Regions from separate parts of the Mus musculus genome. Here regions 2 and 3 are each linked to region 1. Evidence: chromatin loops called from intact Hi-C (ENCODE). Cell type or tissue: gastrocnemius. All regions are shown on one strand. Region 1 holds the start of Crebbp (CREB binding protein). Region 2 holds the start of Trap1 (TNF receptor-associated protein 1). Region 3 overlaps Crebbp (CREB binding protein).

What was found. Peaks named below come from ENCODE experiments on the same cell type or tissue, not always from the same donor. Only the 100,000 strongest peaks of a DNase experiment are listed, where the experiment ranks them.
Region 2: it touches region 1 in a loop (10-fold over the local background); 17 of 42 quality-filtered maps call a loop at or near these places.
Region 3: it touches region 1 in a loop (2.4-fold over the local background); 5 of 42 quality-filtered maps call a loop at or near these places.

Annotation. Positions count from the first base shown.
Region 1 is chr16:4,210,519-4,215,518 of GRCm38, reverse strand. It overlaps Crebbp (CREB binding protein), which reads left to right and starts at 2,115. Exons shown (of 31, transcript NM_001025432.1): 1 at 2,115-2,380. The coding sequence starts at 2,296. In gastrocnemius, a CTCF peak has its summit at 2,118; DNase peaks (open chromatin) are centred at 373, 734, 1,376 and 2,164; H3K4me3 peaks cover 3,979 bases; H3K27ac peaks cover 2,390 bases.
Region 2 is chr16:4,075,633-4,080,632 of GRCm38, reverse strand. It overlaps Trap1 (TNF receptor-associated protein 1), which reads left to right and starts at 2,823. Exons shown (of 18, transcript NM_026508.2): 1 at 2,823-2,940. The coding sequence starts at 2,853. In gastrocnemius, no CTCF peak of the experiment used is centred here; DNase peaks (open chromatin) are centred at 2,153 and 2,787; H3K4me3 peaks cover 2,211 bases; H3K27ac peaks cover 1,810 bases.
Region 3 is chr16:4,158,448-4,163,447 of GRCm38, reverse strand. The region is part of intron 2 of Crebbp (CREB binding protein); the gene reads left to right. Among named protein-coding and RNA genes, the nearest start is that of Crebbp, 52 kb to the left of the region's middle. In gastrocnemius, no CTCF peak of the experiment used is centred here; a DNase peak (open chromatin) is centred at 2,757; H3K27ac peaks cover 1,836 bases.

The sequences.
Region 1 (5,000 bases):
ACAGTTAAGATAAATGTGCATCACTCAATCCTGGCCCAACCACTGTTATATGCATGTGTCTGTCTATTTTATATATGTTCTTAGTGTTTTTCTTGTTCTTTGTATAGGAGCCATTTGTTGCAGGTAGGCCTGCGCCTAGTCCCTTCATGCTATACTAGTGATGTCAAAGTGGTGCCTGCAGTTTACACAAGGTCCTCCGGTCTGTGTGCAGATGGGGAAACTGAGGCGGGAAGGGGCAAAGCAACTTTCTCTAAGATCACCAAGGGAGATCCCCCCCCCAAAAGGTAGTTTTGTGGCTGTGTGCTGAACAACATGAAACACAAGAAAAGTTTATGTAAGAAGTTGCCTCAGTCAAAGGACAGCAGGCACCATGATGGACAACACAGCAGGTGGCTGCGGTGTAAGGTGGAGGAGCTCATTCTTCAGGTAAAGAATGTGGGGGAGACTAGCTGCATCGTGGGTGGATGGGGAGGGAAGGAGGGGTCTGACTCACAGGTTTCTCGCTTAGGAAATAGGGGTGCTGCTGATACCTGGAAGATAAGGACTTCCGAGTCAAGCTGGCAGGTTTTGAGAGAGTGTTAACAGAGATGGGAAAACTTTAGTTTTTGAGGAGGTGTGTGGCACACCCAAGTGAGAGGGTCTCCCTGTGATCCTACATTTTTCTGGGTACCTGCCAAAGCCAGGGTGGTTGTCCGAAGTAAGGAGTACCCTTAGGAGATCGAAGCCCTTGGTCTTGGTACCTGGGCCCATCTCAGATCCAGGAGGTAGAGCTGACAGCCTCTCCCTTCAGGTGACAGCGTTGGACATTGGACCTGGCCCTATCGTTTTTGGGCTTGGGAGTGGGCGCTCAAGAGCCTTGCGGTGCCCTTGCAAACTTGGGAAGCACAAGGAAGGGGTGGACTCTCGGCCTGTCATTTTCTCCCTCAGTGATCTTAGAGAAAGTTGCTTTGCCCCTTCCTGCCTCAGTTTCCCCATCTGCACACAGACCCGAGGACCCTCTGTAACCTGCAGGCGCCACTTCGCCATTACTAGCATAGGGCGCGGGGAAGAGGCGCAGGTTGCGGTGGCGTCTTCTTAGTCCGATGTCACCCTGGAGGCTCGCAAGCAAGGAGCTGCGAAGAGCCAGAGCTGCCGGGGCGGGGCGGGACCGGACGGGCTGGGCCCGGATCAGCGCTGACTCCGAGCCTGGCGGGGGGGGGGGTCTAGGCTCGAGCCCAGGGCGCCCTCCCCGCGCGTGCCGCGTTACTGACAGCGTCAGAACAAAAGTGGCCGTCTGCTCTGCGCACTTGGCGTCCCGCAGGCCGGGCCTAGCACCGCAGCCCGTCGCCTCACGCATCGCCGCCGTGCCTTCGACCCTTCCACCCGAGCGCGCTCGGCTCTTTCCGCCGCGGCCGGCGCAGGTGGAGGGGCGGGGCGGGGGCCGTGCGTGGTGACGCCGCGGGGGGGGTGACGTACAAGCGTGCCCCGCCCCCTCCCCCTCCCCGTTCAGGCTCTGGAAAGAGAAGAAAAAAAACTTTCTTTTTTTTTTTAATTGAGGAATCAACAGCCGCCATCTTGTCGCGGATCCGACCGGGGCTTCGAGCGCGATCTACTCGGCCCCGCCGGTCCCGGGCCCCACAACCGCCCGCGCACCCCGCTCCGCCTGGCCGGCCCGCTCCGCCCGGCCCTCGGCGCCCGCCCCGGCGGCCCCGCTCGCCTCTCGTCTCGGCCTCCCGGAGCCCGGCGGCGGCGGCGGCGGCGGCGGCGGCACGGGGTGGGGGGGCCGCGGCGCGGCGGCGGCCCCGCTCGGCGCATTGTTTTTCCTCACGGCGGCGGCGGGCCGCGGGCGGGCGGCGGAGCCCAAAGCCCCCCGGTCGTCCGGCCGCGGGCGAATTCATTAAGTGGGGCGCGCGGGGGGGGGGGGTGGCGGCGAGGCGGCGGCGGTACCACCATGTTCCCGGGCGCCGCCTGAGCCGCGGGGCCGGGCGCCGTCGCTGCCAGCCGGGCCCGCGGAGGCGGCCGGGCCGCTTGGGTGCCCGGGCCGCGGAGTGTCGCGCTCGGGAGGCGGGCAGGGGATGAGGGGGCCGCGGCCGGCGGCGGCGGCGGCCGGGGGCGGGCGGTGAGCGCTGCGGGGCGCTGTTGCTGAGGCTGAGATTTGGCCGCCGCCTCCCCCACCCGGCCTGCGCCCTCCGCGGCCCGGCCCGCGCTCCTGCGCTCGCTCCTCGCTGGCTCGCCTGCTCGCAGCCGCCGGCCCGACCCCCGTCCGGGCCGCGTCGCGCCGCCCGCGCTCAGGGCTGTTTCCGCGAGCAGGTGAAGATGGCCGAGAACTTGCTGGACGGACCGCCCAACCCCAAACGAGCCAAACTCAGCTCGCCCGGCTTCTCCGCGAATGACAACACAGGTGAGGCTGGGTCTAGGCTCGCTGTCAGAGTTCGGGGCAGGGAGGGGGTTGAGGGTCGCAGTGGCCAGAGACTCTGTCCCGGGCCTTGGGATGCGCTTCCCTGGTCGGGAGGAAAAGTGAAGCGGGGGCGCGGTCTAGTGTCCGCACGCGTGGCCGGCCGGGATGACAGCGGAGGGGACCTTGGAGGTTTGGAGTAAGAGAATGCGACCAGAGGCAATGAGGGCTTTCAGGATCGGACCCCCCACTCTAGGCGGTGCAGTCGCGGACACAGCTGCTGCCTTCTTAGTTGCGACGAGTTGCGACGGAGAAGTTTCTTGGAATGTGTTGCTTGGGAAAACGCTTAGTGGTTATTTAGAAAGTCTTGATTTTTTTTTTTTTTTGATCACCTAGTATTTTTTTTTCTCCAAAACCCCAAACCTCATGTGCGAGTTGTCATCAAAGTTGCTGTGGTGTCTTTCATTTACATACGTAACCTTAAAAAGAAGCTAGCAGGCTTTTAAAAGTCCATTTGGGCTCCAGTCTGCCTTTGAGGTTGGAATGGTTTTACACTGGAGATGAAAAATTAAAAAATTAAGGACTTTGAATCTTTCAGGGAAAGAGAAAAGCAAGATAATCTTAAATCTTTTCCCCAACTCACAAAATAGCTTCCGTGCAAACTTTCTTAGGTGATCGGATCGGGTACCCAAGACTTCCCTGTTCATTCAGTAATTCAGAGTACTTCTGGACAGCTCTGATAACCTTGCCAATTATTCGTATTTCCCCTTTTAAGCTCTCCTTCGAAATATAAACTCGTATGCTGCTGTGAACAATGCCGGCTCAGCGCAGCTAGCACTTTTCCAGTACGTACTTGTAGCGGCATCTGAAAATCAGTTTCTGATGAATGGGTCCAAATCAAATTACATTGCTGCCTGCAGATTGGCGCTAGATACAGATGTTCAAGTTGTGGAACTCTGTGACTTTATACAAGTGTATTTAAAAATATTTCTGCTTTTGAAACAAAACTTAGATTTCACGGCTTCAGTTTGAAGTGCTCCTGAAATCCAGTCATGAAAGGAGAATGTTAATGTAGAAATGAGAGGGGAGTATTCTCCCTCCATCATTTTTCAGGAGATTTTTGTTGACTTAAAATTTGTTGAGTGGTAGAAAGGAGTAAATAAATAATTCACAGGTAGGTAGGGAAAAGTCACTTTTCTTTTTAAATGACAAGTTGTTTGATGTTTATTTTCATAAAAATCTTATTGATGAAAAATGTTGAAACAGTGGTTTAAGCACACTTGTGCAAAGTAGAGCTAGCTCCCTTGCTTTAGTAATGTTGCTGTGCTCGAGCCAGAAGACTGTAATCATGTGAGATGTAGATCATACCAGGCAGGTGTTGTCCTCAAGTTTATCCTCTGACACTGCTAACTGGAAGACTTCAGCTTTGCTGTTACTGAGTGAACTTGAAGATTTTTCTTAGAAGTGGGGCAAATTAATAAGACCACAAAAAGACCTGTAGTATCTTATATATCCAGAGGTTTACAAGATGGAACCCAAAAGAAGATGGCTTTTCCCCTCCCTCCTCCTCCTTTTCTTCTTCTTCTTCCTCCTTTTCTCCCTCCTCCTCCTCTTCTTCCTCCTCCTCTTCTTTCCTCTTCCTCTTCCTCCTCCTCCTTTTTCCTTTTTTTTTTTTTTTTTTTGTGTGTGTGTGTAGCTTCTCTGGATTGTCAGATATTTACTTACTGTGTTGCTGACCAGAGCAGACTTATCCAAAAGAATCTTCTGCACGTGAGCACTTTGTCCCTTTCTCTTTCCACTTTTTGCCCAGGAGACGCAGAAGAGTACTTTCACATTTACAGATATGTGAAACAAGGGGTAGTAGTTTCTAATGATTCTGATTTAGATGATCAAAGAATAAGACGGCATTCATATTGAAAGGGTGTAAGGGTCCACTCAGAAGAAGGAGCCATTTTTGAATACATTAAACAAGATGAAACCTTGTTAAGAGTAACTATTAGTCTACGATCCAGTAACAAGATAGACAGATCTTAAAAATTAAACAAATAAATGGCTGAAGTATTTATGTTAAGTATATTTAAAGCAGTGAAGGCTGGGATAGAGACAGAAGGAAAAATTGAACTTTGTTTTCTTTTTTTTGGTTCCCCCCCCCCCCCCCCCCCACACACACACACACAAGGTTTCTTTGTCCCTGGCTGTCCTGGAACTCACTCTGTAGACCAGGCTGGCCTCAAACTCAGAAATCCCCCTGCCTCTGCCTCCTAGGTACTGGATTAAAGTCGTGTGCACCACTGCCCAGCCTGAACTTTGTTTTCTTGAGGGGTCTTATCTCAGGCCTCCAAGAGAACATTGGGCTGGGGTAGGTGAGGTGTGTGTTCTGAGCACAAGATGAAATTTGAGGGAGGGGATGCAAGGAGAGTGAACAGAGAGCCCTAGACAGTGAGAAACAGTTGCTACTTGAACTAGTGATACAAGCCACATCTTTGGGGACTGAGTTGTGAATCCATCAAGTGCATTTTAGCTGTGTTTCTAGGGATAGCAGTGGGTGGAGAAGAGAGTGAGAGGGAAGCCTACCAGCCTACGGAGTACTGAAGTTCACCAAGGGGAGTGTCAATGGACACATAAG
Region 2 (5,000 bases), 130 kb after region 1:
GGTGAGTGAATGTGGACTGCAGCTGGTCTATATTGTCTAAAACATTGCTTTCATCATGTTCAGTGTTTATAGATTATGGAGCTGGAGAGATGGCTCAGTGGTTAAGAGCACTGACTGCTCTTCCAAAGGTCCTGAGTTCAATTCCCAGCATCCACATGGTGGCTCACAACCATCTGTAATGGGGATCCAATACCCTCTTCTGGTGTGTCTGAAGACAGCTACAGTGTACTGACATACATGAAATCTTTTAAAGAAAAAAAAAACCTACTGGGATAAAAGATTTATGAAATCTTTGACAATTCACTTTTCACTAAACAAAAATTCAGAGGGAGTCAAGTAAGCCTAGCTATCCACAGAATTGAGCCAAGCAGACTACACTTTGTCCACTCTACAAAATTCAAAAAATTATACATTACTAGAGGCTTGGAAACTGAAATGGCCTTTAGGTATTTCATCTTGTATTCTGTGGCTCTTGCCACAAGGAAACTTACATTTTCAGTATGTGTAGGTTTATCTATGGAATTAGGGAGAGAGGCTCCTTGAAGGATATGGAACGTTCCAAGTTACAGTGAGAATCTGGGCACACAGATCTGTGAAAGTCCACTGAATGCAACCAGTGGGGACAGGGGGGAGGGGGGAGGCGTGACTGACAGTTCCTGTCATCTCTTGTGGGTATTTTTCCCTCTTGCTGCCAAGATTCCTTTATTATCTCAAACATTGCCCAGAACTTCTCAGTCCTTGGCACAAGTGTGGGCCACTAACAAGATAACTTTTAACTTTCCACACTCACTCCTGGAGTGAACATTGAAGGAAGTATTACAAGTTTCAATCTGAGAAGTGGAACCAGGCAGATCAAGGGTCAGATGTTAAGAGGTATCTGAAGTGGACCACTGTTAGGCAACCACTACAGTTTGTGCTAGAGTGTAAATGGCCCTTGGAATTTTGTGGGATGTCATTTCCCTTGGTAATGCATGGGTTCCAAACTGGTTTCCTGGTGGGCCACAGGTGGGCCTAGATAGAGTTGGTTTCCCTGGAATGTAAGAAGTTTATACTGGGCAGAACCTACATCCCCATTCTTAACTAAAGCCCAGATTCCCCTTCCTTTACTAAATGTCACTTCTCCTTTCTTAATATTCTCAAGCCATATCTACAGAAGAGTTCTACAGATGAGTATGTCATTTCTGGTTTGTTTGTTTGTTTGTTTGTTTGTTTGTTTTTTCCGAGACAGGGTTTCTCTGTATAGCCTTGGCTGTCCTGGAACTCACTTTGTAGACCAGGCTGGCCTCGAACTCAGAAATCTGCCTGCCTCTGCCTCCCGAGTGCTGGGATTAAAGGTGTTGCACCACCACGCCCGGCTGAGTATGTCATTTCTGACTGAAGAGATGATTCCAGAATGGAGAATTAAAAGAATGAAACCTCGAGGATTAGTATCAAGAGAAGCTATTCTGTGTGATGACTGGGACTCAGGCAGATTAGAGGAGGTAATACAGAACCTGGGGGCAGAAGCTAGAACTGTGAGGATCTAAGGGTGACCATGGAAAAAGACACTAGGGAGCAGGGGTGGGGCTGGTTGTGGAGGATGTGGGCCCAGCAGGAGCAGAACTGGCTGGGGGTTAGGGGTAGGAATTGTGAGGTGTTCAGGTGCTCTCTCCACCTTATATTGAAACATGGCCTTTTACTGAACATGGGACATCAGAATCAGATTGGTTGGCTAGCAAAACCCAAGGATTCTCTTGTTTCTGTCTCCCCAGCACTGAGATCACAGGCACACAGTGCTCTGTCAATTTCTTGGGGTTATCAGGGCAACAGGCACTTTAAATACAGAGCCTGTATTAAAGTTTGGCCTCATATCTGCCCATTCTTATCTATTTTCCATCTATAAAGTCAATGTGGGAGCAATCCTTGTCAACCTAGAACAGTAACTAAACATTCCCTATACCAAAACTTCAAGTCTATTCTGGATCCAGGAATTAACTGCTCTTGCTACTAGTGTCTGCTAACAAGCTAGATAATCGCTCTAATGTTTTAGTAAAATCTGATCATAGGAAAATGTATCTGGTGTGTGTCAGAATCAAGCGAGAACCTGTCAGAAAGGTCCTCGCTGGGCCTTACTCTGAGGTTAGGACCGGGACAAGCGACCTGCTCTGGAGGCGGCTGGAGTTTGGATTAAACTTTAGAGGGCCGGGCGTGGTGGTGCAAGCCTTTAATCCCAGCACTTGGGAGGCAGAGGCAGGTGGATTTCTGAGTTCGAGGCCAGCCTGGTCTACAAAGTGAGTTCCAGGACAGCCAGGGCTATACAGAGAAACCCTGTCTCGAAAAACAAAAACAAAAAAACAAAAAAACAAAAAAAAAAAAAAAAAAAAAAACTTTAGAGACAAGGTTTGTGGCCTGGATCCCCAAACAAGCTTCCAGTAGGGAGAAAGTCACAATAAACGGGTAAGTCCAAAGGTGTTGGTTACTGAGCTCACGTTTTGGCGAATAACAGTCAAACCTAAAATTTGTCAAAGTGTAGGTTTTGGCATTGCTGTAAGAGTTTTTCAGTGGATCCACACTCCAGCTGGGTAGTGCCATCTCGAGAATGGGATGCTCCCGCCTAGGGACCGCCAGCACCGCGGGCCGGGGACACTATAACCCTCACACGCACAATGCAAGGGATCAGCGACCTTGTCACTGAGATCCAAGGTCAAAAAGTACAGTCTTCAGGGCCCCCGCGCTGCGGTTTGCTGCGTTCCCGTTCTCGCACAGGCAACGCCTTGGACAGCCCGTCGCGCGCCATGACGTCACTGAGCCGCCCCCGCGGAAGGCCCCCTCATCACTCTGTTAGGCTGTTAGCCACACTTGGGAAAGGAAGCATGGCGTGCGAGCTGCGAGCTGTGTTGCTGTGGGGCCGCGGGCTGCAGACTGTACTGCGGGCCCCCGCGCTGGCTGGAGTTCGGCGAGGTGAGCGCGGCACGAGAGCGCAGAGGCGGCGTCTGAGGCTGTGTGCACACTCTTAGACCGGCGGGAGGCCGCACTGCGCCGGAGCTGCTAAGTGGGGCGGGGAGTAGGACCTTGTGGTCGCTTTTGGGGAGCCGAGTCACGGGCAGCCACAGCCTGCTCTCGTCAGTCCCTGGTAGTCCTGATTGCAGACGCTCCCGCGCTTGGGTTGACAAGTTCGTTGCACGCGGCTGTTCACAAGCTCAGCTCTCGCAGAAGTCAAGCCCTGGGGTAACTACGGTGAGCAAAACCAACGGTTACCCAGGACTTCAGGGAGCCAGTGAACTCCGCGTGTTTGATCCCTGGAATTGAAAGAGAAAGGAAAGGAGAGAGAATAACCTTAATCTATACTTTCCCACCCCGCACTCATGTAACAGTGAAGATGTTAGCGTTACATACACTTAAATTATACGTATTTACAGCTATTTTTACATAAAAGGGCTCAAGTCAAGAATTAACTGCGAAAGAATATTAAAGCTTCTGGCATTCATTACATTTATGTTTCGCATAAACATAGCTTCCCAATGGCTTTCCGAAGTTTTGTCGCTCTCATCCTCCACTAAATGTTCTCTTGGCCACAAATATCGTTACAGTGTTTAACAGATTTGAGTGAGCGATTGCTTAAATCTTTAGGAACATGTTTTCGGTTTCAGAATTTGCCCTTTTATTTCTGTATTAGCTAATCTGCCAAACTTCACCTCAGTTTTTTATTGGGTGTGGGGAGGGTGACAGGGTTTCACCATATATGTTCCGCCTGGCCAGGGTGGTCACAAACTCACAGAGATTCATCTGCCTCTGCTCCCCAGAGTGGTAGGATTAAAGTGTGCCACAGTGCCTGGTGCTCAAAATACTTTTGTCTGTATATGTGTCCTCTAGTAGCAAAACTGATTTACCCATAGTATCTTTTCCAACATTTGAGTATGTCTCAAACCAAAACAACAAAAAAAGAGCCCCCAAAGGCAGTTTGTGCTTGGCTTGCATAGGCCCTGAATTGGTCCCCAGTGCCACGGAGAATACTAAAAAAAAAAAGAGCTCTGTGTAGAAGACATCTCTTGTGATTTCTATCTACAGAGAAGCTGGTTTTACTTAACAGTGGATCCGTATCTTCTCTGATTTCTTGTGTATCTTTGCATCATGTTCTGCAAACACCTTCTCAACCTTGGCTGGTTTGCTCAGTCTGTTCCCAAAGTTGACTCTGGAGTCTAGCTCAAGTTTTTTATTTGCAACATTGGTGCTCCTTTTCACCGACTTTGCCTGCTGCTGTGGTGGCACTAATTCTCCCTGGGTCTTAGGTGGAGAAAATACATACATAGTATCCATTTCCTATTGGAGAGATTGCCACTTCATTAAAGATTTCAGCCTGCTTCCTTGTGTTCCTTCTGGGAAGTATCAGCTATCAAGAACCCCGTGCTGTTGGTTGATTGGTCAATTGGTTGTTTGACTCATTGTTTCTCCAGAGCTTCCCTGATTTCTGTCTTTGCTGATGCTCCTAAGTTCATGCTTGCCATCTATAATAAACTTGTCAAGGTAGGATACAACTAGAAGGCCAGACAGGAAGTGGCACTCCATGTAACTAGCTCTCACCTGTGTCTTCTGTAAATTGGAGATGGTCTGACATTTGTAATTGATAGGTTATATCTCCACAGCCAGTGAGATAAACCAGATTAGATTATAGTAAAGGCAGGTCTATTGGGAAGCTGCTCTCTCGAGTTCACTGACCCCAAGGACCAAGGCCAGGAAAGTTGCCTTGGGAAGGGGTGTGTGTGTGTGTAGGGGGCAGAGAAAGAGACAGAGCGAGACACACATCAAAATGTCTAGATTATATAAGAAGGAACGTCTAGAGGAAGGGCAGCCCAGCCCCTGGGCTGGAAAGTTTAGGATTAGGGGCAGGGTATGCCAGGTAGGGAGTGAGATACTGAGAGAATCTAGAGGCCAGGTCTGCTTTAGTGTGTAAAATATGTACCTCAGTCTCTTGTGCCAGGGACTGAAACCCAACAAGAATTGCAGAAAAACAGCCAGCATAT
Region 3 (5,000 bases), 52 kb after region 1:
ATTTTAAAGAATACAGAAGTTTTAAAAGAGAAAAACTGGGACTGTTGAGATAGCTCAGAAGGTTCTTGCCATTCAAACCGGATAACCTGAGTTTGGTCTCTGAGCTGCATAGCATAGTGGGGTATTCCTATGACAACCTGGCCATGTTTTAGGGAAGACTGTGGAAGGACTTTGGAACTTGGACTAGAAGATCCATTCGGTGTTAAGAGCTCTGTGGGATGTTGGGTAGGAGCTTGGAAGATAATGTTGAGAACAGTGCGGACGATGGAGGCCTGGCTTGTGAAATTTCAGAGGGAATATTAAAGACTTTTTTCAGGGCCATTGCTAGTTTGATTGTTAAGATTCTGTGGTTTTGGGTAGCTGGGGCTGAAGAATCAGCTGTCATTAACAAGATGCCAGAACCACTAAAGCGAACCTTTGTGTTACTGGGACTTTGTGTTACTGGTTAGCTGGATCTAAGAAATTAGCGGTGATTAAGAAGAAACCAGCATCATTGAGGTGACATCTTCTGGGGAGTGTTTTCTGAGAGCACAGAGGCTGTGTTCCAGAGATAGCCAAGGTTGTATCTTGTGCTTTGGCTGTACTTGGTAATGTGTAAGAGTCACCCAGGTAGTTCTGGTTTTGAAGGCATGAAAGTATCATGAAGAGCAGCTGAGGCTCGGCACTGTGAAAGTCCACAGAAGACCATTGGTGAAGGCGCAGTCTCAGGTACAATTGATGGCCCAGGAGTGAAGGGGTCATGCCAAAGGAGTTGAGGCTTGGAACCATGAAGAGAGCCTATGAGAGGCTATTGGTGAGGTCTAGTTGCAATGGAAGCACAGCAGTGTTTTGGAGATGCCAGTACCATGAGATGACCACCAAGAACAACAGCAGCAGTGAAGTATGGACAGCTGGAGCCTAGAAGACAAGATGTGTGTTACAAAGGGCAGGGCTGGAGAAGTGGAGGAGCCCAGAAGATCATGAATGGATCTGACATTGGATGGTTGGAGTTTGATTTTGATTGTGACTGTGCCCTGATATTTTTCCCTCTTAAAGGAAGAAAGTATTTTAGTGGAGCCTACAGTTAAGAGACTTTTAATTGTAAAAAGACTTTGAATTTTAAAAGAGATTGGGAGTTTTAAAGGGATTGAAATTTACTAGGTAAGAATTTGCAAAAGCTGTGGGACTTTTAAAGTTATTTAGATCTTGGGTATGAATAAGAAAGTAAGGGTTAAGGCTTAATAGTGATGTGTTTGTGTGTCAAATTGACAAGGGCTCAGTTTTACTGGCTGGTTTTGTGTCAACTAGACACAAGCTGGAGTTATCACAGAGAAAGGAGCTGCAGTTGAGAAAATGAGATCTTGCTGTAAGGCATTTTCTCAATTAGTGATCAACAGGGGAAGGTCCCCTTGTGGTTGGGACCATCTCTGGGTTGATAGTCTTGGGTTCTGTAAGAGAGCAGGCTGAGCAAGCCAGAGAAAGCAAGCCACTAAAGAAACATCCCTCCATGGCCTCTGTATCAGCTCCTGTATCCTGACCTGCTTGAGTTCCGGTTCTGACCTCCTTTGGTGATCAACAGCAGTATGGAAGTGTAAGCTGAATAAACCCTTTCCTCCCCAACTTGCATCTTGGTCATGATGTTTGTGCAGGAATAGAAACCCTGACTAAGACAGCAATCCACTTACATTCTGTTGTCCCTTTTAGATAGTCTTATCCATCTTACTTTTTGTAAGTTAACTCTGGACAAGAGTACAGAGAGCATGAAGCTTGGATGCTTGATTCCTGTGCTGTGCAGATAGTAGGATGTACCCTATATGATCTTTTGAAATGGCCTTTGGCCACATGGAGAGTATCACTGATATAAGGCCCTTTCAGGCCCCCCATATTGAAATTCCAAATGGTTCCCCACTGTAAATACCTACATCTCCTATCAGTAAAACTTGTCATATAAATTAAGTACTGATTGAGACTAAAAAAGGACACGACTTAGAAAAAACCGTGAAGGTTCCATTATGATCATCTGAGTGTTCCTGGGTTGTTTGTTTGTTTGTTTGTTTGAGTGTTTTGTTTTGTTTTGTTTTGAGACTGGGTTTCTCTGTATAGCCCTAGCTGTCCTAGAACTCAGTCTGTAGATGAGACTGGCCTTGAACTCAGAAATCTGCCTGACTCTGCCTCCCAGTGCTGGGATTAAAGGTGTGCACCACCACTGCCCAGCGTGTTCCTGTTTTATACATGAAAAAATTAAGGTTGGAGGCAAGAGGTTCATTCCTGCCATATGGCTAGTTCAGAGCAGAATTAGAAACAAATCTCCTACTGCCCCCAGCCCAGGGCTTTGCTTGTGAATTAATATCAATTGCACCATGTAGAGATGGTGTCTCCAAAGGTCTTGGCCTGCTGAGGCATAGCACTAATATTAGAGTACTGGCTTCTCTCCCAGTGCCTTAAAAGAAGTCTTATTCAAGAGGAAGCATGAGAGGGGCTTGAAACAATTTTGCAAGGAAGGTTTACTGATGACAGGAAGTGCTCAGATCTAGGGCTGTGTCTTCCTCAGAGCTCTCACAATGGTCAGCCCACCTAGGTTTTTGCTTTCCAGGTATGATCTGGTTGGTAAATGTTGCCAACAACACTGTATAGTATTGTCATTACTGGTATATATCCCTTAACTTTCCATTCATCAAGTAGAGGTACTGGAAGGATTCCAAGTACAAGTGGGTGAGAGCTGATGACTGAATACAGCCAAGCTTTTCCATGAAAAGCTTGCTCTTCTTGGCTTTTTTCCAACAATGGTAGGTTGCCAAGAGAGAGAGCTTTGGCTTTGCAAATGATCCAGCCATAGACTAGGCTAGTAATGGTTCGTTTTTTCTTCAGAAGGAATGAATATTTCTGGTACTTAAATTATTTACATTTTTGTTTTATATTTGTTAGATCATATTGTTTGTAGATACCTTATATAAATCTTTGGTTTTAAGTGTAGTCCACTACATAGAGAAAGATTGAAAGTTCCTGCTTGACTCACCTGTCAGGTTAGACTGAAGTGCACCAGGTGAGCAGTTGTGTATGTGGCCTACATTGGAGCAGGAAGCACGCTGGGTTTTTTTTCGTTTTTGAGTGTTTTTGTTCTTGTTGAAGTTTGGTTCATATTTCAGTTCATGTGCATTATACGAGTATATCCTGGTCATACTGCTTATGATAATTTTATTTTTCTTGAGACAGTCTTCTATATTGCTTAGTCTCAGATTTCTCCTGCCTCAGCTTCCCAGATTCTGGGACCGACAGTGTTGAATGCCATAACCAGTTGCTTCTTAATTCATTTTAAGCTCAGAATGAACAAAGTTTTTTTTTTTTAATAATTTATTTTTACTTCATGTGCATTAGTGTTTTGCCTGCATGTATGTCTATGTGAGGGTATCAGATTCCCTGGAACTCAAGTTGTAAACAGTTGTAAGCTGCCATGTGGGTGGGTACTGGGAATTGAACTCAGGTCCTCAGGACAAGCAGCCAGTGCTCTTAACCCCTGAGCCACTTCTCCAGTTCCCTATAAACAAAGTTTTTAAGTTGAAAATATTTGATTTACTGGGATAGCTTGAAAATAATTGTCTCTTCACAATATCTGTATAGTTAGTGAGCCTTGAGTGCTTGCTCTCATCCTAATGTATTTCATAGTTATCAGAACACAGCTCATAATCAGATGCAGTGATCCCAGCTGTCCTCGATCTGCCAGCTTGAGTGTAAGCTGCTACATATCATCAGACATTCTCAGAACTGTTTTTATTTCATTATTTTTGTAGATATCCCTTGGAAAGAAATCATATTTAGTGTAATTTGACCCCCCTCCCCCCAAAGCCTTAGAATAGTCATGAGGGCAGAGGTAGCAAGCATTCATGGACTTTGTTTATGGCAGCTCTGATTTGGAATGCTTCATAAATGTGATTTTTTTTTTTTTAATCCTCACACAGCCCTTAGAGGAGGTGTTTTCATCTCCATTGTATATCAGTGTATAGATAGATTTTTGCCCAAGGAAGGTCTCACACACACAGTAAGTGGCAAAGCCATCATTCAGACCAAGGTAATACCCAAAGCTCACTGGCTTCGCTCAGAGGAATTACCACCTCTATAAATGACATCTTATTTGGGGGTGTGTACTAATAAGATTTGTTGTGCCCTTAAAATTAGGCATACTGCCATTATCTCACTGGTTATAGTTGGCCAGGGTCTCTGTGCAGTGGTACTCATTTCAGTCTGGTGTACTTAGAAGATGTAGTTACTATGCATTGGGGAGGTGACAGGCTTCATGGTGTAGGACAGTGTCTCTGGATTGAGCATATGACACTTAGAGTGAAGTCTTGAGCTGAGTTCTAATGTTACTGTAGTTTTTAGCCCTCCCTTTGCTTGTCTGTGAAGTCAAAGTTACCTTATTGCTGAAAGCCGTAGTTGCTTTTCTGTTTATTTTCTGTCACACTTCCTCCAAGTACTCTGCTATGTGGTTTTAAATGTATATAAAATTATGAGGAAAGCTGAAGTCCATTTCTTAAAAAACGAACTTGTCTTACTGAAATTATATCATACTTGTTGTCACAGGAAACATTCCATAGCCCTGCTGAGTCCTTATGAGCTCCTACATAATCTCCTTGTATCTCCTTGTCTTTCTGTCTTTCCCTTCCTCCTGCTGGTCACTTGGCCCGTCTCATCAGATGTGTAGCTTTGGTCATATCTATGTGGCATTTCACTGGAGTTGGACCCTACTTTGAGTATTTATTCTGAGTAGTCATCTGGAAACTACAGTCAGAGTTCATTTGTTGTGGCATGGTTGGCTTCATGAGTGGTTATCTGTGCAATAACGCTCTTACATGAGGCATGAGGTTGTTTTAGCTTGAGCTCATTTTCTCACAGGCAAGTAATATCCATTCTGAGGAGCTCTTGAGAATCCTATTGGACTTCCTTTGAGAGTTTAATAATGCATCTGTACCCTCCAAACAAACAAAAACACCACCACACAAAACAGGACAGACGCCTCTGCCTTG